4 separate regions of the Homo sapiens genome follow, and regions 2, 3 and 4 are each linked to region 1. Evidence: chromatin contacts called from ENCODE Hi-C or POLR2A ChIA-PET data. All regions are on one chromosome and are shown on one strand. The core of a region is the stretch at or near the end of the contact, and the rest is flanking DNA. Distances in the headings are between cores, read along the strand shown.

Region 1 (5,598 bases), core at 1,838-4,337:
ATGAGCCAATTTTTTCCATTCCTGAGCTTGGGTATCATCTATTTCGGGCATTTGTTGTTTTCCATGAGTTGCAAATGCTGCTGTGAAGCTGGCCTTTCCTGGACAGCTAGCACGGGGAACGAGGAGTTAGGCAAGCAGGGCGGGGCCGCGTTAAAAATACTTCCCCACTTCATTTCTCCTTTGAAAACAAACCCCCAGGGGCCTTTGGCAACTGCTGAGCCTGGGAACTGAGCTTCCCAGGATAGAAGACTGGCTGTGCATTCTGTTTCCTGAGGGCACTGGATGGGTTTGCAGGTCCCAGAAGAAACAAAAGCACTGATTTTGCTGTGTGACTTTGGACAGTTTGCTTAACCTCTCTGGCCTGGTGACCTCCTTTCTAAAATGAGACCAGGTGGACAGATGATCTTGAATGGTCCCTATATCTCTGAGAGCTCCAGGATGAGAACCACCCCCAGGGCCAGATTTTCTTCCTAGAAATGGGCTAACAAGAGGTGCTAGGACATGGAGGTGGGAGTTAGAAAGCAGCTTTTAGCTCAGTCTCTGGGAACACTTTGTGAGCTCCTTAGCCCTGGAACTGTTCTAAGGGGGTCTATAATGTTCTCAGCAGGATTCATGTAATTGCAAAAAGATTAAACGCTATCAAGAGGAGATTAAATACACTGTGCTGGGCACACAGCCCAGCAGTTCCCAAAGAAGCAGATCTGTGTTCCAACAAGGAAAGTCTGTAAGATCTAGCGGTGATCGAAAAAGCAAGTTTCAGAATGGAGCAATGAGAATTGTATCGTTTCTTTAAACACACACATAAAACAAAGCTATCTATTTTTCTATACCATGGATACATATATAGTTTTGAAAATACACATAGGGAAAGTTCTGGAAGACTTCACCCAATCTGATGGGTCTTTACCTCTGGGGCAGGGAGGGAACTGGATTTGGTGTAGCATCAGAGAGGGCTGATTTACTTGCATGTTTTTACAGGACGAATGTGTTTATTTATAAGTGATGGTTTGTTTTTCTTATTATTAAGACACACAGAGAGACACCAGGACACTGAGGGGCTAGCTGACCCCCTCTGTAGGCACAGAGGCGTCCTGGCCTGGGATCCTGTGGTTGGAGGGTGCAGAGGAGGGTGGCTTTGGGCCGGAGTGGAGGTGTGTGAGATGGAGGCTTGAGCAATGGAAGTGTTTATGCTTTTAGCCAGATGAATGGAGATGTCTGTTTTCTGCAGGATTTACTGGCCATTGTAAATTACTTTCTATTGCAAACAGTTGCCTCAGGAAGCAATTAAATTTAGATCCTATCGTTCCCAGGCTGGCACAGGCAGGTGTTGACTTGCTGAGGCTTTGCACAACAGCCCTTGTCTGTCAGAATGTGCCCAGCTGCCCGGATGGCAGAATAACCCTAACTCTTGGTGGGATGAGCTGCTGTCTTATAAGATAGTGAGTTCCTTGTCATTAGGGGTATCCAACCCACAAGTGAGGGGTTGGCCTAGATTGTGACCCCGGGGGCTGCATCCAGAGCTCCATCCCCAACCTTGGGCATAGTGCCTGCCAATCAATGCTTCCAGAATGTACAAAGGTGCTTCCTGATGGCATCCCATCATAGTGTCTTCCACCACAGCCTTAGCTTTCCTGGAGGGGAAAGTGGCTTGTAAACTTGCCAAAGTGGGATGCATTGTTATAATTACCATTATGATTGTTCTGGGTGTCTATTACCAATTCTACAGGTGCTGGCTCTTACAAGCCAACCCATTATGAGGTAGACAGGGGATTTATCCTGCAGAGCCCACAGGGTCGTCTGCTCTAGACTGAGCCTGCAGACATCTTCCATCCCAGGGCCAAAGGGTAAGGGCCAGGGTTTCAGGTTCACCAAACTGCAGCCCTGGTCCCTTCGTTTAGTGTGAGGAGGGGCACCAGTATGATGAGTGGTTAGTAATGGGTGCAAAGCGGGTGGGGGGATGCCTGGGTATGAGGGCTCCTCTTCCTGGGTCTAGCTCTGGCTCCAACACCTACCAGCTGTGCTACTTGAGCTAATCTCTCAGACCTCAGTTTTACGCTATAAAATGAGGACAATGATGGTGTCAAGTGCATAGAGCTATTATGAGTATTAAAATTCATCAACAAAGATTTTTGTGTAGCTTCTATGTGCTAGGAACAGGGTTCCCATCCTAGCTAGCCACCTGCTGAGACTGAAACCCTGAGCCTCCATTTCTTCCTCTTTGGCCTGCACAGGTCCAGGTTGCTGCTATGGCTGGCTGGGCACCTCCTCCTGCCTCCATTCGCCCTAGGCCTCATTCCCACCTCCCACAGCCTGAACTCATGCCCCTTCTTTGGACTACTCAGCTTGTAGCTGCCACACTCTGTCTGCATTATGTGTGTGGACATTGACTATTACTGGCAGGCCTGGCCACAGAGCCTAGGCCAAGGATTTACTAGTTTGGTCCTTGTCTAGCTCACACTAACCACCTCTCCTTTTTTTTTTTTTTTTTTTTTTTTTTTTTTTTTTTGAGGCAGGGTCTCCGTCTATTGCCCAGGATCCAGGATAGAGTGCAGTGGTGTGATCAAAACACACTGCAGCCTCGACCTTCTGGGCTCAAGTGATCCTCCCGCCTCCGCCTCCCAAAGCAGGGATTCCAGGCGTGAGCCGCCGCTCCCGGCCTCACCTGGCCTTCTTTGTTGGGCTAGGTGGGGACTGGGAAATGCACAGGGCCACTTTCAAATCAAAGTCAGAAGCACTTTGCTCGCTCCACAGAGTCCTCAGTGCTCTGCTGAAAGCAAGGAGGCTTTTTCCAAGGCTCTAGTTTTGCCTCCAGGGAAACTGAGGCACAAGGCAGCAATGATTACTGAGGGTCCTGCCTCCGCTCCTCTAGGTGAGGAGCCTATTCCAGGGGCTCCAGTCTGAAAGCCTAGAGGCGAGGGGCGCGCACTACAATTCCCAGAGGTCCCCGGACTCAAGGGCGGTCCCCGCCCCCCGCCTTCTCCGCGCGACGAAGCCGGGCTTACCAATGGGAGCCCGGAGTGGGGCGAGCAGGGGCGGGACGGGGCGGGACTGCGGGGAGGTGGCCGGCGGGCCGCGCCGCGAGCCAGTATCTCAGAGAGCGCGGGGTCCGGACAGCCGCGCGCTGAGGGTCTCGGGGCGGGCGCCGCGGGACCTCTCCGGGCCATGGGTAAGCGGCTCTGCGGCGCGGCCCGGACAGGGGCTCGGCGGCCCTGCAGGGAGGTTCAAGGTGCCGGCGCCGGGTCCCCTCCAGCCCTCGTGGCAGTCGGTGCGCTGTGTGGGGCGGAGAGGGGCCCGGGGTGGGTTTCGGGGCGCGGGCCAAGGGGAGCGAGCCCGGCCCGCGGCTTCAGCGCTCCCCGGCCGGCGCGGAAGGGGTGAGGCTGGGCGTCCGCGCGAGCTTCGAGAAAAGGAAAGACAAAAAGTTTTGGCGGCCAGGGGCTTCCCGGGCGTTTATCTCGAAACTCTTTTCGCCGTCTCTTGCCTGAAATATGCCGAGCCCGGTACGGCTCTGTCGTCCCACTTCCTGCTGCGGTTTCCACCTCGAGCTGGGCTCAGCTAATTTGTTGTGACAGCTGTCGGCAGCCGCCCCTCCGCCCCGTGACATCCCGCAGGTTTCAGAACCGCGGCGCCGCCGGGCACAGACTCCGGGTCCAGAGCGCGCGGCCCTTTCCTCTGCGGCCGCCGTTTCCTGAAAGGGGCTGCGCGGGTGTGAAGAACTTGCTCAATGCGCTTTGTAGGATCCACTGTTCCTCTTTCGGCCGCGGGCTGCGCCGATGGTCCGGGGAGCCCGGCTTCTCGCCCCCTGCCCCTTCCTTCTCTTCCCTTTTCTCTTTTCCTCTCCTGTCTCTCCGCCCACCCGCCGCAGCCCCACAGGAGAGGGGTCGCTTCCCTGGTTGCTCTCCTCTCCTGTCCCTTGTGTGTCCCCTTGTCTTCCCTCGGTCTGCAGAAGGGACGGGGTGGCGGCTGGGGAGCGTCAGGGGAAGAGGGCAAGAGCGTGGGCTACGAGCTTGCAGGCGATGCCCGGCTTCGCGCTCGGCGGGAGCTGCGGGCCAACCCGGGCCCGCGCTCCGTCCCTCCGCGGTGTCTAGGGGTCGCCCGGGCTGGGGTCGCGTCACCCTCCGCCCAGCGCCGGCGTGGTGGGGCTTGCGCGGTGCAGGACCCCCGAGGGCCCAGGGGGTCCCAAGGCGCTGCGGGTCCAGTGTCCCTTTGTTTGCAGAGTCTTGGGCCAGTAAGGAGTGCTCCGCGGGCCCCAGGGGAGGACAACAGGTGCCTCTTGCCCCACCCGGGCTCCTCTGGTGGGAGCCCACACGCACGGTGGCGTCACTGCGCCTACAGGCAACGCTAGAGCACAGGAGGGGTGGGAGGTCGGGGCTCGAGGGCTTCACCCCGCAGCAGAGCTCAGAGCCCAATCCAGGCCTTAGGGACCCGCCTGGGGCCTAGAACTTGGTGTGGCAGAGGTAGAAAGGGCCTCCGATAATCTGCTTCTACAGTTGAGAGACGTCAACTGGCACCTCTGAGCCTCTGCCCCGTAGGTGAAATGGGAACACACGAAACCATCTGAGGAGCTCTCACTGTCCGTCACCACCAAATGTGGCCCAGACTCCGTGGGGAGGGACAGTCCCATCCTGGAACTGGGGCTTTTAGGACATCCCAGAGCCCGGTAAGAGGGACAGGGAGAATGGGGCTTGGAAGTTGGTAGCCTCACATTCAGTGTCCCCCGCACCTCCTTCCCTTTCTGTACCCTCTGGTGGCTCTTGTGGCCTCAGCTGCCCCCAGACCCTGTCTCTCTCGCCCTCCCCCAAGCTGAGGTACTGAGGTTGGGCTGTGGCTTGAGCTGCACCTGTGCCCTGTTAGGGAGTGGGGGTCCCAGGCCCATCGCGTTTCTTCTCACTGCTGGCTCCAGCTCAACACTTGGCAGGCCCCCCTCCCCAAACTGCTGGAGCAAGCTCGCGTAGACTCGGCCTGGCCGCCGCTCCCGGGCTGCCGAGTGGACCGGCCGTTTCGCCGCTTCAAAGGCTGTCTTTGTTTTGCTCCAGCTCAAGCTTAGAGAAACTTAAGCCAACAACCTCAGCCGAGGGGGCGGGGCGGCGTCTGCTGGTTGTTATTGAGGCTGCTGTTACCATTATTGTGGTAATTGACGCAGTGTTCCCAGTCGGTGACTTTTCATGAAAGGAAGTGTCACTTCCTTCCCATCACACCCAGGGTGAGTGGGGCGGGCAGCAGAAAGATGGGGAGGGAGAGAAGGAAAGGGGTGTGTGCCTCCAGCAGACCCTTAAACTTGAGAGCTGTGTGGCCTTGTACTAGTCACTGCCCCTCTCTGGGCAACAGGGGTCTGTAAGTCCATTGCGCTCATCCTGCACCCAGGAGGCTGATGTTTCCGGAGCACCTGCTGGGCAGCGAGGTGCCTTGGGGAGGGAGCAGGACAGGCAGGCCTCTGATCTTCTCACTGAGCCTGGCTGTGGTTTGTGGGGGAAGCCTCCTTTCTCTTCTCACTTTTTTCTGCTGAGAACATTGGGCACATTGAGTCTAGCACGCCCATCTTGTAGATGGGGAAAGGGAGATACAGAACCAGTGACCAACTTGGTAAGAGGTGCAGCCATG
Region 2 (5,822 bases), core at 624-3,123, 1.5 Mb before region 1:
GGGGTCACAGAGATAGGGACAAACCCCCTTGACCCTGGCCGGGCTGCCTTCCTCATCCTCTGAAGCCTCTTTCAGAGATTGCTGCCCCTCTGCCTTATCAAAGGAGGGCTGGGACTGCTGAGCTCCACTGAGTTGCCCCTGGGAGCGAGCTTTCCCCAAAGGCTCAGGCCCAAGTAGGAATGAGTTAGCAACAAAGGCTTGAAATAAGTAGGAAATCACCAAACCAAACCACAAACAAAAGCCCTCCAGGCCAGGTAAGGACATTATTAGGAGTTGATAGGATCTTCTTGTTCTTAATTAGTATGTGCTGATAGGAAATCTCCAAGCAGCTTTCGCTGGACTGCCTGAGGGTCATCTCACCTCTCTTCAGGCTGCGGCTTCCTGTGGCCACCTTGCTTTAAGGCTTGTTCCCAGGACGGTCTCCTGGGGAGGAAGAAGATGTCCTCTCAGAGGCCAGCAGGTCCAACTAACGAGCTATGAGATGCCCAAGGTGGATGAGGACCTGGGCTCCTAAAGTCCCACAGCCCATTGTGTCCAGAGAGATGCTGCCCTGGGGACCCGACACAATGGCACCTTGGTTGCAGCCGTCCGGGCTGGCAGCTCACAGAGGCACAGTGGGGTTTTCTCATTTCAAATGCCTGGCCCCTTTCCAGAGGCACTTAGAATGGCCAGCTGATGGGCGTGCTACTTTTGCTTTGGAAAATGCGTCCACGAATATACTTCTCTCCCTAGGGACTGGGAAGGAGGAAGAATTGTGCAGCAGGGAGAGGTGAAGGCCCCACTGGAGAGAAGGGGAGCCCCTTGTCCTGCCTGCAGCAGCTGCCAATGGAAAGAAAGAAGAGTTGGGAGTCTAAGCTGGAGGTTGCGGGGCCAATTCCCTTTTGGCAGGCGAGAATCCGGACTCGGGCGGATTTCAGGCTTCAGTGTTTGTAGGAGGAAACACAGCAATCACACTATTAATAGTAAATTAAAATAAATGGGCAACTGCTGCATGGTAATACTTTTTTTTTTAAGGCAAAAAATAAAAAATAGTGAAACAGAGAAACAAAACATGAAACACCGGCAGTCAACAGGCAGGCAAAGAACCTGGGGGTGGGGGTAGCAGCGGTCCCACCCTCAAAAGGCCCGGGCTGCCCAGACCAAGAGAAAGCGATGAATCTCTTCTGGTAACGTCCCTTCCTGTCGCATGGATTCAAGGCCGACCTGCCCCAGCACCACCACCAGCAGCCTTCTGCTGGGGCCGGCACAGCTGGGAGCAACCTCCTACTCTCAGGCAGACGCGCAGCACCAAGCAGAGAGGCCCGGTGCAGGATCCCAGCGCCGAACCAGCGCCGGCTCAGTGGACGCGGAAGGGGCCGGCGGCCGCGGCCGGTCCCATCCCCCACTGCAGACCCCCAGCCTGTGGCGGTGGTCCAGTTCCGCCAGGAAACCGCCGCCTGGAGCTGTGGGTCGCGCACATTAACGCATCCAGCGGAAAAATGAAGGAGACCCAAATTCAAAGTTAAAGTAATGGTGACCCGAGAGGTGCCTTGATGAGAAGGTTTGGGGTCCCGGTTACTGATGGTTATCATTCTTACGAGATGCTGGTCACCTACGAAGGGAGAAAGGCACGAGGAGCGCCTGACCAAAGTGGTTTTGCCCTGCTTCCCGCAAGAGGTGGCACCCACGGCTGGAACGCAGGAGTCAGACCCACAGTCCCCAGCTCTGGACGCCCGCAGCGGGGCCTCGAAGAGGTTCAGGGCGGTGCCCGCGGCGCTCGGGCCGGGTCTCCCGGGGCGTGGGGCGGGGGGCGGGGTTGGGCGGCGGCCGGGGCTCCTCCCTCTTCTGCCCCGGGCTCCCCTGCTCTTAACCCGCGCGCGGGGGCGCCCAGGCCACTGGGCTCCGCGGAGCCAGCGAGAGGTCTGCGCGGAGTCTGAGCGGCGCTCGTCCCGTCCCAAGGCCGACGCCAGCACGCCGTCATGGCCCCCGCAGCGGCGACGGGGGGCAGCACCCTGCCCAGTGGCTTCTCGGTCTTCACCACCTTGCCCGACTTGCTCTTCATCTTTGAGTTTGTGAGTGGCTCCTGGCCGGGGAAGGGACGGGGTGGGCTGAGCCGTGCGCTCTCTCGGGCGCCCAGCACAGCTGTCGGACGGGATCCGCTAGCTGCGCAGGTTCTGGGAGCATCGGGGCAGCAGGCGCAGGGCGGGGACTAAGCCAGGGAAGTCCCCTCCCACCTCCGGTCCTTTGTGCCCTTCTAGACCAACAGAATGAGGGGAACAGTCTACAGGACTATGGAGGAAAAACTGGGTTCCCAACTGGGGTCAGATGTAGGCAGCGGGGCAGGGGGGGACGGCTCTTGGTTCGCTGGTCCCAAAGCTGCGCGCGGGGCCCACTTGACGCGCGCAGCGCCACCGAAGCTCCCGCCGCGCTTTGCGCGGTTGGGTAGAAGTGCGCAGCTTTTACAAGGGAGAAGGTTTCGTTAAAAAAGAAAAAAAAATCAGCAAGAGAAACATTAGTATTACCAACCGAGATTTGGAGATGAGAGGGAGCTGAATCCGGTTTATTTTCTTCTGGCCTTTTAAAGTTTCTGGCGAGGGAACGTATTTGCGACCAATTCGATCTGGAAATGAGGCCATCGTTTGCTTGGCCGCAGTCCTTCTGCCCCGTGTGCGGGGTGGGGGTGGAGGAGATGGGGGGTGGGGGGTGGGGGGTGGCGGCGAGAGCGATCCGCGCGCCTCGACTGACCTTGGGCAGGCCCGGGGCCTCTGCACCTGCGGTCGGTCCCGCCTTGCACGCACGGTCTCTGCCTGAGGCTGCAGGAAAGCGCTTCCTACTGAGAACTCCTGATAAGCGCTCACGGTGTCGCGAAGCCGAAGTGACCTCCCTCAGCCTCAACTCCCCGGGGGCCGCTGGCCTTCACCTGGGAGGGGTGTGCCCTGTATGTCCTGTGGGTGCGGTCCGTCACCGCCTGAGGGACACCTTTTCCGGCACCCCACCCTCAGAAGTGTCAGCGTGGAGAGTTGGGCGGGAAAGAAAATGTCGGAGCCTGGCTGTTTAAAAATTGGACCCCAGGTTGTTATTGCCTGATTGGAGGGGGAGGGTGTGAATACCAAAGGGAGCAGGTCAGTTCATCCAAAGAGGGCTTGCGGGCAGAGGCTAAGAGGGCTGCGGCGGCCTGGGAGCAGGGCTACCATTGAACTTAGGGTGAAAGTCCAGTCGAACCCAAACCTGGGTGGAACCGGTGACTTGAAATCCTAGGGATAGGCGGAATCAAAGCAGTTACATTTAGAAGAAACCCTGGACGCCAATGAACGCAGCCCCACCGTTTACAGAGAGCCAGCCCCCCGCTGGCCTCCTTTTAGAAGTTCAGCATACAAGAAGGAGTGCCCCTGAGAGTAGGAACAGTCCAGTTAGACGGGGCGATCTGATCTGCGGGAAAGGTGACCGGAGACTCCCACCCAACCCGCCAATGCTGCAGAAATTACAGGGGCGTGGGAAACCTTGGAACCATCTACTACTGGCAGCTTGCTCTTCCAGCGTGGCTTTGTGGCCTGCCGGTAGCGGGGCTTCCAGAAGAAACAACTCCCCCTCGCCCAGAACGCTTCTCTCAGCTGACTTAGAAAGTCACTTCTCCACCTCACCCCTGTTCCCCACCTCCCTTCCTCACTTCCCAGGAGACCCGCAATGCATAGTCATCTCCAGGCATCTTCCACATGCTCTAGATTAGGGGTGGGCTCGCAGGTGCCTGGGAGAGAAGAGGAGAAAGCTGACCCCAAGCCTCTCAGTTCTCCTCTGCATGGACTGTAAATACGAAGCTGTATATATTTGATGTGTGGAAGGAGTGGAGAATTAAAGGGCCTGAGAAGGCGCTGGCCACCCCGGGAGAGTTTTTGTTTTTGTTTTTGTTTTTGCTTTTGAGACGGAGTCTCGCTCTGTCGCCCAGGCTGGAGTGCAGTGGCGCGATCTTGGCTCACTGCAGGCTCCGCCTCCCGGGTTCACGCCATTCTCCTGCCTCAGCCTCCCAGCTACTCGAGAGGTTTTTTTAATTATGGAATATTACAACTCGACAACAAAAAGACAACCCAATTAGAAAATGGACAATGGACTTGAACAGAGGTTTCTACAAAGAAGATACACAAATGGCCAATATGCACATAAAAAGATGCTTAACATCATCAGGCATTAGGAAAACTAAATTGAAACCACAATGAGGCCAGTTGCGGTGACTCACGCCTGTAATCCCAGCACTTTGGGAGGCTGAGGTGGGTGGATCACCTGAGGTCAGGAGTTCGAGACCAGACTGACCAACATGGTGAAACCCCATCTCTACTAAAAATACAAAAAAAAAAAAAAAAAAAAAAAACCCGGCTTGGGTGGCTCATGCCTGTAGTCCCAGCTACTCAGCAGGCTAAGGCATGAGCATCGCTTGAACCTGGGAGGCAGAGGTTGCAGTAAGCCGAGATCATGCCGCTGCACTCCAGCCTGGGCAACAGAGTGAGACTCGGTCTCAAAAAAATAAATTAATAAGTAAATAAATTAAATAAATAGAAAGAAAGAAATCACAATGAGATACCACTTCACACCCATTAGGATGGCTACTATCCAAAAAACGGAAAACATCAAGTATTGGATGTGGAGAAATTGGAACCCTTGGTATGCCACTGGCGGGAATGTGAAATGGTTCAGCCACTGTGGAAAACAGTTTGGTGTTCCCTCAAAAAATTACCCTCTGACCCAGCAATTCCACTCCTGGGTATATAACCAAAGGATTCCAAGCAGGGACTTTAGTATTGGCACATGCATGTTCATAGCAGCAGTCTTCACAATAACACACAGCCCAGTGGCCATCAGCAATGAACTGAATAACAAAGTGCGACATATCCAAACAATGGATACTACCTGACCATAGAAAGGAATGAAGTACTGATACGTGCTACAAAGTTGATAAACCTTGAAAACTCTATGCTAAGCAAAAGACACAAGGCACAAAATGTCATATAGTGTATGATTCCGTTTATATAAAATACTGGAATAGATAAATCCATAGAGACAGAACACAAACCCTGGTGGTTTGCCAGGGACCAAGGGGAGCAATTGTTTAATCGCTATGTGGTTTCTTTTTGGGGGTAATGAAAATGCTTTGGAATTAGATTGAGTTGGTGGGTGCACAACACCATGAATGTACTAAATGCCACTGAACTGTCAACTTAAAATGATTGGTTTGATGATATGTGAATTTCACCTCAAGTTTAAAAAACAAAAAATAGAAATATTTCAAATGCCACAGAAGAACATATACAATACTTTAACAGACACCTACATAATTATTGCCCAACTTTGTCAAATCTTAATATTTTGCCTTGTTTGCTGTTATGTATTAAGGAAATGAAGCTTTCAGATGGCATCTAAGCCTCCTAGACATCCTTCTGTTATCTTATTCTCTCTCTCCCTCCGTCCTCAGGGCCACCTGTAGGCTGAATGTGGTGTTCACTTCCAAGCACAGGTTAGACTTTTACTGCACACATATGAACTACACATGGCATTGTTTTACATGTTTTCGCACTTTATGAAAATGCCAGCATACAGTACGTATCCTTCTGCAACATGCTTTCCAGGCAACATTATGTTCTGAGATTTATACATGTTGACTTTGTTTACCCAGTCTTCTGTTAATAGACACTTTGGATAGTTCCAATTTGCTGCCTTTAGCTATTGCAGACAGCATTGCTAAGAACATTCTCATATTTGCCTCTGTAGTTACCTGTTGGAAATGTCTCCCAGAGACACTTGGAGGATGTGACTTGTTGGGTCACAGGGGATATGCACATTGTCATTTTCCCAGG
Region 3 (6,180 bases), core at 856-3,355, 1.9 Mb after region 1:
CCCCACAGAGAGGCCAGGAAGTGAACAGGAGACTTGGAGGAATGTGGACCTGGTGTGATCCTGTGTGGAGCAAGGATGTCTTCCTCTGAAAATTCCCTGGGGGGAAAGAAATGGCATACATTTCCTATACCAGTGGGGGCTTGGTCCCTTGGCACGCATAAATCGACCACTCTTGGCAGCCAGAACCCTCGCTCCTCCAGTTTTATTCTGGTTGCCTGTGGCTCTTGGATAATCCTGTGGTCTCTTTGGGGTGCTGGTTTCTTTAGGGAGCTGCATTTGGCTTAAGGCTGGCATATGTTTTAGCTATCTGAAGTGGTTTTAGATATAAAGATTCAGTGACAGAATTCTCTATATAAAATGATTATATCACATTGAGCCTCAGTAACAGATTAATGGGGAAGGAAGGATTTATTATGTTTCCAAGTGATCCAATGTGAGCAAGCAGGCTTTGTACCAGGGGAGAATTCTAAGTGCTTGTCCTCCCTGTGGAATTGTGTTTTGCAGAATCCCAGGAAGACAGGGAGGCTGTGACAGCCTGTAAATGTGATGCTCAGCTGGCCTTGAGTGTCAGCTAGCTTGCTGGTCTTCAGGGTGCTCCCTGTCCACGCACCACCTCTGGCTGGGCTTTCCGTTCTCTAGTGAAAGGTTTTCTCAGCAGCACCTTTGCCTCTCCTTCTCCCTTCATTACGAGTTTGCCATGTTGGAGTTGGATTGTTTGATGTCTTGTCCTGGCTTAACAACTCAACACTGTGTACTTTAAAAGCTCCAAGTTTAGGCTCACACCTGTAATCCCAGTTTTTTGGGAAGCTGCAGTGGGAGGATCACTTGAGGCAAGGAGTTTGAGACCAGTTTAGTTGACAGAGTAAGATCCTGTCTTTAAAATAAATATAATTTTTTAAACTTGAAATTTAAGCAGAAGCCACGTTAAAGTGGCACAGCAGGTGATGTGAGGGACCCTGTTGGGCCACCTTGCTGTAAAATGTTTTCTGTATCCTGCTTTTTTCCTCTTTGCCTTTACACCTGTGGTTCCCACATTATTGGGCTGAGACTCTGGAGATCTGGGTAAAATCCCATCCTAGAGGGACAGCAGGTTAAATCACTTTTCCTATCTTGGCCAGCTGTGGTTTAGCTTATTGGCACCAGTCAGAGCAGGGCCTCAAGGGATGTTAGGATTGGTTGCACCTGGTTCAGAATATGGGGCCCTGCAAGGAGGGCAGTCTGAAGAAGAGTGGGATTAAAAACGAAAGCAGCCAACAGAAAGGTGGGCACCTAGAGGCAGGTGCAACTGGCTGTCCTGGAAAGCAGAGAGGGGCAGCTGTGGGCCTCTGTGCAATGGCCCCTCCACTTGTCACACCTGCCAGAATGGAGGTGTCTCCCCAGTGGGCCTGTCACAGGGAGGCCAGCGACCAGCCAGTCAGTGCTGACAGTAGGCAAGTGTGGTTGACATCCAGGGATGAGCCTCTGAGCAACCCTGGGATGTGATGCAAAAAGATATATGTGTCCTCTTGCATTTAAGAGAAATGCAAAGCTTTTGATCTAAGCTTACACTTGAAAAAATTATACTTACATTGCTTTTTTGAAAATAAGTGAAAGCATAATAGAGGTTGAACATCCCTGATCTGAAAATCCAAAATTTGAAGTACTTCCAAACCTGACACTTTTTTAGCACTGACATGACCTTCAGAGGAAATGCTTATTGGAGCATTTTGGATTTCAGATTTTTGGATTAGGTGTGCTGAATCTGTACGTATATAATGCAAATATTTCAAAATCTTAAAAAAATTCCAAACCCTAACCACTTCTGGTGTCAAGTATTTCAGATAAGGGATACTCAACCTGTGCTAATAATGATTTTGGCATGTACTCTATAATAATAAAATGTTTATTAGGCAGTCCTTTATGTGAAAAATGATAGGAATAACAATACAGTGAATCGCAACTCAGCTTTAGACATTTTCATGACCAATACACTTGAAACTACATATGCCTTCCCACCTTCTCTCTAGGTTACCATTACCCCAAATTTGCTTTTCATTTTTTCCATTCATCGAATTCTTTGTGTTTTGTGACCCAGTCAGTCCTACTAGTTTTCGTGCTAGGAGACAGGAAGCAAGCATTGCTTAGTTTCACTCTTGTGATGCTTGTGGTCAGAAACAGGTATTTCTTGAAACTGGGCTTGTGGCTGCAGGGCTGCCCCAGGCGGGGCAGAGATGGTCAAGTGCAAGGTGGGGCTGCTGTGGGGCCAAGTCCTGATGGATCATGTTCCCCCCCGGTCTTGTCTTTCTAATGTCTTGCTGCATGTGGGATCTGTCGCCACTGCCAGTGGGAAGGGCAGGCTAGTCTGTGTCCATCTTTGTTGCAGAGTTGGCTTCCTTCAGGCAGGTTCATCCTACACTGAATGTCCCTGTGGTCCATGCCTCAAAACACCTCATCATTAGTATTACTTCTGAGCCCTGCCTAAACATAGCAGCGTGGACCAGCTCTCAGTCCTTTCTCTTCCTGTCCCTACCCCACCTTCCTGTTGGCTACTCTGCTCCCATGGATGGTTGAGAGGGAGACCCTCTTCTGTGTGGCTAGCCAAGGTTGCACATTGGCTGCACCCAACAGATGGACTGCATCTGTAGTCAGTCTAGTGAAGTCCGGTCTTCCTCTCCACCCTCTTGCCTGAGCCTCCACCTTTGCATAAAGAAGCTCCTGCACCCCCATCCCTCCTTGCAGATGCCCCTGCCCACACCCCATCTCTTCACATAACTGAAAGATGGCTGGTTCTCCCAGAAGAGCCAGAGGCCTCTAAATGGAGTGAGGTCCTTTCTCTGCATGTCCTGTCTCTCTCCAGAGGTGGGCTTGGAATCTCTTTCGCTTTGACCGGTGACTACCATCCCCTCCACTCCTGTCCCTCCCCTGCATCACTCCATGTTACCCCTGGCCCCAGAGGTCTCTGAGGTCCCATCACCTTCTGATGACTCTGTCTGCAGGGATGAGTCTGTTGTTACTGAGCCGCTAGCCTTCAGCTTCCTCTCCCATGGTCATTCCCGAGGCTGCCCACTCCCCCTAGTTGCCCACAAGCCTTATGAACTCCCATCTCCGTTCCTCCTGTGTGGCCTGTTCTGGTTCCCTCTCCTCCCTGTCAGGCTCACTGTATCTTTGTTTCCCATGATCCTGCAGTCAGGGAAGACCAAGCCCCAGTTACTTTCCTGATGAGCTCAAAGTCCAGAATGCAGTCACGTGACTGGGGTGGGAAGCCATGCACAGGGCCCTGAGAGGGTGTGAGGGATTCGAGGCAGCCTGTGGAAGGAGAGCCCTTCCAGCTGAGATGAATTCAGCCCCAGAGAGGCACTAAACAACCTAAGGATGGTACAGTTCCCCAGTTATTAAAATTTTGCATACTTACTATAAAGGGTTTAGTAAAACATAGTCTAGAGGAAGAAAACCAGAAAAGCATGATGTGTCCATCTCCCAGTGCTTAACATTTTTATACGTGTTCTTTTCCTCTCTCCCACTCCGCGTGAGTGCTTCTATGTCTTTATATTGGTAGATCTTACTTAGAATCTGACTTTTTCGCTTGTCAAGTTGTCATAAAACTGATTTCCATTTCAAATGTCTATATGGTATTCACATATGACGGAGCCATTATTTACCATTTCCCTGACAGGCTTGTAGGCTGCTATTTAATCTTTCAATTTATGGTATAAAATCCTTTATAGTACAGGTAATGCTGCAGTGAGCATCCTTGTCTGAGATCCCACCGAGAGTAGTGGCTTCAGTCTTCCAATCAGTGGCTTTTCTCTCACTTGGCTGGCCTCTTGAAGCGAACAGAGTGTGTGTGTGTCCTGGTAGCTGAGTAAACTCCAGCTCCGCACATCTGCTTGGCGGGGCGGTTGGGATCTAAATGAGTGTGACCTCAGCTTTTGTGGTAGTGGAGACCATCCTGATCATGCAGGGTCCTTGCTGCTTGCAGGCCCGTGGCTGCTGAAGAGCTGAAGAAATGTTACTTCTTTGTAAGAAACATTTTAGACTGAAATAAAAACCTGTTATAATCATGCGGTCTGGTTGCAGCGTGAAATATGTTCACAGTCTAAGATTCAGGTGAAAAGGCAGGATGCCAAATCTTGTGTACTTGCTGATCTTATCTGTGTAGAATATCCAAGTCAGAACTGATTTTAGTTAAGGTATCTGTGGGGGGTGGGGTTTCCCTCTCTATATTTTCCAAGCCTGCAGTAAGAGAACTATGGCAATCATCTTTCTTTTTAACATATCCAGCTTACTGCCCTAGGTTGGCCACAGTCAGATTTCTTGAAAGCCCCTAGGGCTGGGCGCAGGTGTCTGGTTGTCCCTCCGAGACTCAGGGCTCACTCTCGCTTCGGGAACACTAATGCAACTCTTCTGGTGGTGAGAACCCAGCTGAGAGTTCCTTTATTTTGTTGATTTCAGGGTGTAGGTATTTAAATATTTGAAAGTATTTTGATTTTTAAATGAGATGTGTGGGAACTTTTTTGATTCATCACCCTTGGAATGGTTACAGAGTTTTGTTTTTATAATACAAAACTTTCTTGAGGTGAATCTGTGACTGAGAAAATAGACATCTATTTGAAATATCGTGTCTAAAGTACTAAAATATTGCTGGTTGCTAACCACTTAAATTGAGTATTTTTCTTCATAAACATTAAGTTTTATTGAAAGAGTTGCTGTGATTTCCAGACACTCTTCTTTACTGCTTGTTCAAATAAGGGGAGGGGGCCTCCAGATGAAAAGGTTAAACTAGAGTCAGGCCTGCTTGAAAGTTTTGAGTCAGGACCTTCAGTGGGAGATTTGCCAGAGTCCCACACAGTAGGGCACAGGCTACTGCTTCCTTGGGTCTCTGGGAGGAGGTTTCTCCTCTCTATAATGGAAAGTTGGATTTCTAGCTTTTTTTCTGGATACTTCATGGGGTACTGTAATTGTGTTGACTAATTGATGCTCTTTCCTGGAGTCTCACTCATTAATTGGGCCCATTTCTATGGAAGGCACAAATATTGTAATGTAAGAATCAGATATATGCTGGTGATGCTGTGTGAAGCAGCAGAGCTGCTGTGAACTCTCTGGGGTCCCAAAAGTCTAGGAAGTTTGGAAAATCCTCTTCCTTGTCTAGGCCTGTGCTTCCCTGTCCTCTCTGTTTGCTTTGCTTCCTCTGTCTTTCTCCTTTCCTTGCTCTTGGTTATCTTCTGAAAGATGAGGCTTCACTTTTCCACACCTTCCTGACCCTCCCTGTCCCCAAAGCAGCGATGCATCTGAAATGGCCTAAAAAGGCGTGGAAACCCAGGGGTTCCTGTTCTGGCAGAAGTTCCTCAGTTGCCCACAGGGCCTGAGGTCTGGGGTGAGGAACACCTGGTCCAGATCAAAGAGCTTTTAGGGTGTGGGGCTGGATTTTTGCATACAGGTTACATCAGGAGTCCAGGAGTAAAATTAATTCTTAGAAGGCCAGATTACATAAAAGGCAAGGCAGAGAGGGTTCTGCAAACACTAACCGCCTCTTGGGTGTCTGATGGTACTCCTCTCATGGCCTCAGCCTGGAGGGAGCTGATGTGGGAGGAATCTGTGGGCCCTGACCTGGAATGCTGCACAGTGGCCTCTGCCAGTGACAGGGGCGGGCAAGGCTGAGTCTAGAAGCAAATGCCAGCCCACAAATGTGCAGTGATTGGCGCCTACAGAGGCCAGGGATAGCTAAGTACTGTGGAGATATAAAATGTGGCTTACCATCCTTGCTCTTAAAAGAAAAAAGGGGAAAAAAAGCAAAGACTAGTTGATTCAGAGCTAAGGTTGCTTGTTAAATAAACTTTTAAATTTTAGAATAGTTTTAGATATACAGAAAAGTTGCAAAGAGTGCCTGAAGTTCTCCCATATGATACCTCCTGCCAGGCTGTTGTTAACATGTTAATCACCATGGTACATTGTAGTGTGTTAATTGTAACCAAAATTGATACATTATTCACCAAATTCCATGTTTTATTCACATTTCCCTAGTTTTTAACCTAATTGTCTTTTTCTGTTCTGGGATTCTATCCAGGATACCATGTTATGTGTATTTGTCATATCTCCCTAGGCTCCTTGTGGTTGTGAGTTTCTCAGAATTTCCTTGTTTTTGATGACCTTGACAGTGTTTAGAGACAGAATCAATTTTTATTTTATCTTATTTATTTATTT
Region 4 (5,530 bases), core at 2,189-4,688, 1.9 Mb after region 1:
TGTGGTAAAGCCTGTTTCCTACCCTATCCTCTAGCCATCCATGTCCCCTCCCTTAAGACACCAATGCCATGTGCTTGTTGGGTTTTTTTCTGAAGTTATGCTGTGTATATGCCAGCAGGCCTGCATGTGCAGACATGAGACAGTTTTCCACATCCCTGGTGCCATGCTGCGTGCTCGCTGTGTGCCTCTTCTGACGGTTTCACTGGCCCACAAGGAGTTTTGTGTTCCATTGTCCAGCTGCATGCTGGCCTGCTGCCAGGCTGTGCTGCAGATTCTTCAACCAGTGCTCTCTGGATGCCTGTTAGCTTCTTTCCAGCCTGTGCTTCACACTAATACGTTAGTTTTGTGAAGGAAGCTGCACCCCCCTTGCTCTGAGGTCTGGGCCTAGGCTCTGGCTGGATTGAGCATCATTCTAGCTGGAAAAAGAGGGTGGGGTTAGACGACGTGTTTAAGCTTCTGCCCGTTTATTTCAATTATGACCTGGCCTGTAGGGTTTTCTTTGGGAAATGGGCAGTTAATGGTTAGATACTATTTGTAAGGCACATGTCTCTAAAATATTACCTTCTAGTGGCCAGGCGTGGTGGCTCACGCCTATGATCCCAGCACTTTGGAAGGCCAAGGTGGGCGGATCATGAGGTCAGGACATCGAGACCATCCTGGCTAACACAGTGAAACCCCATCTCTACTAAAAATACAAAAAATTAGCTGGGCGTGGTGGCAGGCGCCTGTAGTCCTAGCTACTCAGGAGTCTGAGATAGGAGAATCGCTTGAACCCGGGAGGCAGAGGTTGCAGTGAGCCGAGATCGTGCCACTGCACTTTAGCCTGGGCAACAGATGGAGACTCTGTCTCAAAAATAAATAAATAAATAGATAAAAATAAAATAAAATATTACCTTCTAGTTACACACAGACCTTTTATTTTTTTAATTATTATTGTTTTTTTTTTGAGACAGGGTGTCACTCTGTCAACCAGACTGGAGTGTAGTGGCAGGATCATGGCTCACTGCAGCCTCTGCCTTCCAGGCTCAAGTGATCTTCCCACTTTAGCCTCCTGAGTAGCTGGGACTACAGGTGTATGCCACCATGCCTGGCTAATTTTTAATTTTTTTTTGTGGGTTTGGCTATGTTGCCTAGGCTGGTATTGAACTCCTGGGCTCAAGCAATCCACCTGCCTCAGCTTTTCAAAGTGCTGGGATTACTGGTGTGATCCACCATGTCCAGCCAACACACAGACATTTTATTTTTTATTTATTTTTAATTTTTAATTTTTTAAAATTTTTATTCAAGACAGAATCGTGCTCTGTTGCAATCTTGGCTCACTGCAACCTCCACCTCCCGGGTTCAAGCCATTCTCCTGCCTCAGCCTCCCAAGTGGCTGGGATTACAGGTGTGTGCCATCACATCCGGCTAATTTTTGTATTTTTAGTAGAAACGGGGTTTCACCATGTCGGCCAGGCTGGTCTTGAACTCCTGACCTCAGATGATCTGCCCGCCTCGGCCTCCGAAAGTGCTGGGATTACAGACGTGAGCCACCGCGCCCAGCCCACAGACATTTTAAACTAACCTGTAGCATCCTGAGTGAGGCTTGTCAAAGCTGCTTTTGACCCCAGTTTCAGGTACATTGGCTCTGTTGGGCTTTCCTCTGCCTGGCCTATCAAGCGGCCAACTCAAGCTGCAGGTGCAAGGGCAGATGGTTCTGCAGGGACCTTAATGACAGCCAGGCCCAGGAACACACAGTGCTTGTGTGGAAGTCTACATTTCAGCTGTGATGGTGTCTCGCTGAGGCTGGTTCTGGCCATGCCCTCCCAGCATTTCAGCTGTTCCAACCAAGGTGCTCTACATCTCAGAGGGAAGGCAACGGCCTGGGCAGCACGTTGCACGTACATTTTGGAGTCATGTTGGTTGGTGGTCTTCAGTTTCTGAATCTGTGATATGGCATGGTCATTCATCACAGGCGAGGTGATGCAAAGTTACCAACTGGGAGCACACCTGCCCCTTCTCATTCACTCACGCAGCAGGTAGTTTTCAGGCACAAAGGAATTGACTTGTGGAGCTGGCCCTGGGGTCTGTCTGTAGGAGAGCAGGAAGTAGTAGCCACCTGCGGAGGGCTCACAGGCATGTGCCTGCGAGACTGCTTACAAGCCCCTGTGCGGGATTTAGGGCAGACCAGAGCCATGAGCGTCCATGGTCAAGTGAAGGTCTGGTAGGTGTGAGCTGTTAGCCCTAGGGTCTGCTGCATGCGGTGCCAGGGGCTGAGGAATGCTGAGGCAGCTTTTCCTCCAGTCTCTGCTCGCTCCGTGCACAGCCCTTGTCTCCTGCCTGATAGTGGTCAGTAGTCAGTTGGCTTAGGGTACACGGTCTCCACCCAGTGAACCTGGCGCTGGCAGAAGCTTGTAGAAGAATGGGTGCAAAAAAGATATCTCAGAGGGCCTGCAGATGGCTGTTTTTAGGAAGTGAATAGGCTTCTTCTTTTTCTTCATTTTTTCTTTAAGATACTCTTGAGGTTTTGAGGCTCCACCCTGAGCTCTTTGTGGCTGAGGGCTGCTGTGGCTTGATGAAGGGGACAGTCTTCAAATCTTGCACAGGCTGGGGAAGGTTGGGACAGCACAGCCCTGAGTCTCGAACAAAATGGGGCAGAGGGGAGGGCAGGAGAGCCGTCAGATTCATGGGGCCACATCCTCGCAGCAACCCAGGGGAAGCTGAGGCCCCAGGGTCTGCATGATGGAGGCCGAGCACGACGGAGGAAGTGGAATTATTGCACATGGTGGGTTTCGACACTTGGGACTCGCTCCTCAAAGAGGAAAATCGAGAGTGGGGGTGCACAGAGCAAGGGCTGAAGAAACAAAAAGCAGGGGGTTTAGGGGAGAGATAAACCTCTTTGCATGAGTCAAGCTGAAAAGCAGTTTGGAAGGTCAAGTGCTAGCCAGTGTCTTTTTTTGCCTGCCCAGCCTCTTCTTCTGCCATGTCTGCCCTGACAGGGGCAGAGTTCTCAGTTCCCATGTCAGAACTCGGCACCAGCTTCTCTGTTGACAGTTGCAAGGCCTGTGGCTGAGAGAAGTACTTGTGCTGTGTTTCTGCAAGGTAAGATGGCCCTGATCACAGCTCATGATGCCTGAGATCAGGAGGGTCTGCTCCATGAGATATCAGCAGAGGCCATCCTGTGAAATATTTTAACTAATTGAACTGAATGTTGAAGACAAGGCCTGTGGCAGTGTTGTATTTATATGTGACAAGCCGAGAGTCCTTGGACAACCTTGGAAACTCCTTTTTAGGACAGAATCAACTGAGACGATACACACGAAGGAGCTTTTGTGAGCAGAGTACAGAGCTCGTTATTGCAGTACAAGGTTGTAGGTTTTCACACAGCTTTTGAGGATGGGTTGGTGGCCCAGGGAGGATGTCAGGAACTGTCCTTCACTAATGGGGATTCTCGAGTTCCTACCACGTGCCAGATAGCGTGCTGATTGCTTTGTATCCACTTCCCTTTTAATCCCTTGTATTAGCTTCCTGTGGTTGCTGTAACAAACTCGGTGGCTTAAAGCGAAAGGAACTTATTCTCTCACTGTTCTGGCCTCCAGAATCACTGGGCTGAATCAAGCTGTGGGCAAGGCCATGTTCCCTCCAGTAGCTTAGGGCGGAATCCATTCTGTGGCTGCTGGCTTGCCTCGGCTGCCGGCCCCTTCCTCATCTTCACACCAGCAGGGTAACATCTTCTCTCCGTGACTCCGCTTCTCTCTGCTTCTGTCACACGGCCCTCTCTTCTCTCCGAAATCTCCTGCCTTCATATAAGGACATTTGTGATGGCATTTGGGGCCTACCAGTGTAATCTAGGATAATCTCATCTCAAGATTCGAAACTTAATTGAGTCTGCAAATCCTTTGCTGTATAAGGTAACATTAATAGGTTCCAAGGATTTGAACGTGAACCTCTTTTGCAGGGGGCATTATTTGACCTGCCATACCTCACAGCAGCCTGATGAGGACCATACTGTCCCACATACAGTGGGCTTAATGAGGAAGCTGAGGCTTGGGGAGGCCTAGGGGTGGCCATGGTCCTTTCCTCTCCCAGACTCTGGGGTAGCTGACTCTGGGGTCATTTTGTCATGTTGCTGGGCACTCACTTGGTGAACAGATAATCCCCTGTCATTTTACTATGTTGTTACATGGGTTTGAAAAAAGAGTTTTTCAACTCTCTGGCTGAGCCCCTGTTCCTGTGAGGGCCTGTGGTTTTTCCTCCCGGCTCCACCCTGGTTTCGGCGCAGTACTTGAGCAGACGGTGGCTTGGGTCTCACTCTAGCGCCCTCCCCCTTCCTCTCTGGCTGTGTGCCCAGGCTGGCCCTGCCCACCTTGCTCAGTCTCTGCTCCATCTGCCACAAGTCTCACTCCAGCCCTCCCCCCAGTAGCTTAGGAAGGGACCTTCTTGTTACGTTTTTTGTTTTGTTTTGTTTTTTGTTTTTTTGTTTTTTTGAGATGGAGTCTCACTCTGTTGCCCAGGCTGGAATGCAGTGGCGTGATCTCTGCTCACTGCAACCTCTGTCTCCTGGATTCAAGCGATTCTCCTGCCTCAGCCTCTTGAGTAGCTGGGACTACAGGCGTACGCCACCATGCACAGCTAATTTTTGTATTTTTAATAGAGATGGGGTTTCACCATGTTGGCCAGGTTGGTCTTGAACTCTTGACCTCAAGCAATCTGCCCGCCTTGGCCTTCCAAAGTGCTGGGATTACAGGCGTGAGCCACCGTGCCCGGCCTTGTTATGTTTTTTAAGCTAACCCTGTAGAGCACTCACTGTGCACCAGCACCTGTTGGCTCAAGGGGGTGACAGACATTCCCTATCACAGATTACAATGAGTCACCGGCATTTTTGGAATTTCACTAAGCGTCGTTGCTGTGCTGTGCCTCAGCATGCAGCACTTCATTTAATCCTCTGGACACCTTGAATGATAAGTGTCTGTCATCCCATTTTACCCGTGAGAGAATTGCGGCTCAGAGAAGTTGTCACCCAGCTGGTTGGTGGCAGAGGTTTCAGAGGTCTTTCTGTGCATAAAACCCTCACTTATGGTTATGCCAGGTAGGCCTTGGAGGGGATAGACCCATCGCCAAACTCACAGGAGAGAGAGGAGGGCACTCACAGGTGATGATGTCTATCTGTCTTCTTTCTGGTGGGGACCCAGAGTTTTATTTCCATCTCGTTTTCTTTATGAATGCTTGTCTCACACTTATGTATTTTTTGGGCAGTCCCTGAATAACTACACCAGGCTTCTGAATGCCGAGTTTCTTAGAGTAGCCGGGAAAGGGCCTTTTTCTTTTCCTCTTGGATGTTCTCTTAGTCTGTTTTGTGCTGCTATAAAAGAATACCTGAGGCTGGGTAGTTTTTAAAGAAAAGAGGTTTACTTGGCTCACAATTCTGATGGCTGGAAGGTTCAAGACTGGACATCTGCATCTGGTGAGGCCTCAGGCTGCTTCTACTCGTGGTGGAAGGTGAAGGGGAGCTGTCGTGTGCTGAGCTCACATGGCGAGAGAGGAAGGAAGG

The links. A loop is a pair of places that touch in the nucleus more often than their neighbours do. ChIA-PET counts read pairs that join two places held with the same protein, here RNA polymerase II (POLR2A). Pooled maps may share reads with other maps.
Region 2: a loop to region 1 is called in a map of naive thymus-derived CD4-positive, alpha-beta T cell, with 12 times the contacts of the local background. The contact joins the promoter of MAL here to the promoter of ARID5A in region 1. A Hi-C loop is called at or near these places in 1 of 168 maps with a recorded cell type or tissue (naive thymus-derived CD4-positive, alpha-beta T cell) and 1 of 50 pooled maps. POLR2A ChIA-PET finds 5 or more read pairs at or near these places in 1 of 52 experiments (activated T-cell).
Region 3: a loop to region 1 is called in a map with no recorded cell type, with 10 times the contacts of the local background. The contact joins the enhancer-like site here to the promoter of ARID5A in region 1. A Hi-C loop is called at or near these places in 2 of 37 single-sample maps with no recorded cell type and 2 of 50 pooled maps.
Region 4: a loop to region 1 is called in a map with no recorded cell type, with 7 times the contacts of the local background. The contact joins the enhancer-like site here to the promoter of ARID5A in region 1. A Hi-C loop is called at or near these places in 6 of 37 single-sample maps with no recorded cell type and 9 of 50 pooled maps. POLR2A ChIA-PET finds 5 or more read pairs at or near these places in 2 of 52 experiments (GM12878 and common myeloid progenitor, CD34-positive).

The regions. Positions count from the first base shown.
Region 1 is chr2:96,533,665-96,539,262 of GRCh38, forward strand. It overlaps ARID5A (AT-rich interaction domain 5A), which reads left to right and starts at 3,088. Exons shown (of 7, transcript NM_212481.3): 1 at 3,088-3,166. The coding sequence starts at 3,163. RefSeq lists silencers at 3,007-3,366, 4,047-4,256 and enhancers at 4,527-4,646, 4,864-5,409.
Region 2 is chr2:95,023,835-95,029,656 of GRCh38, forward strand. It overlaps MAL (mal, T cell differentiation protein (MAL blood group)), which reads left to right and starts at 1,874. Exons shown (of 4, transcript NM_002371.4): 1 at 1,874-2,051. The coding sequence starts at 1,959. It overlaps MAL-AS1 (MAL antisense RNA 1), which reads right to left and starts at 3,195. Exons shown (of 8, transcript XR_007087136.1): 1 at 2,725-3,195; 2 at 2,506-2,599; 3 at 361-423. RefSeq lists a silencer at 1,774-1,903 and an enhancer at 2,258-2,981.
Region 3 is chr2:98,481,231-98,487,410 of GRCh38, forward strand. The region is part of intron 1 of INPP4A (inositol polyphosphate-4-phosphatase type I A); the gene reads left to right. Among named protein-coding and RNA genes, the nearest start is that of INPP4A, 39 kb to the left of the region's middle. RefSeq lists an enhancer at 1,999-2,118. Within about 2 kb of position 2,106, at least 9 of the 41 ENCODE cell types and tissues checked have a DNase peak (open chromatin) inside an H3K27ac peak, as active enhancers do.
Region 4 is chr2:98,461,598-98,467,127 of GRCh38, forward strand. All of the region lies in intron 1 of INPP4A (inositol polyphosphate-4-phosphatase type I A), which reads left to right. Among named protein-coding and RNA genes, the nearest start is that of INPP4A, 20 kb to the left of the region's middle. RefSeq lists enhancers at 1,697-2,212, 2,399-2,448, 3,699-3,838, 3,849-4,158, 4,257-4,821. Within about 2 kb of position 3,439, at least 25 of the 41 ENCODE cell types and tissues checked have a DNase peak (open chromatin) inside an H3K27ac peak, as active enhancers do; they include GM12878, where a contact is called at or near this core.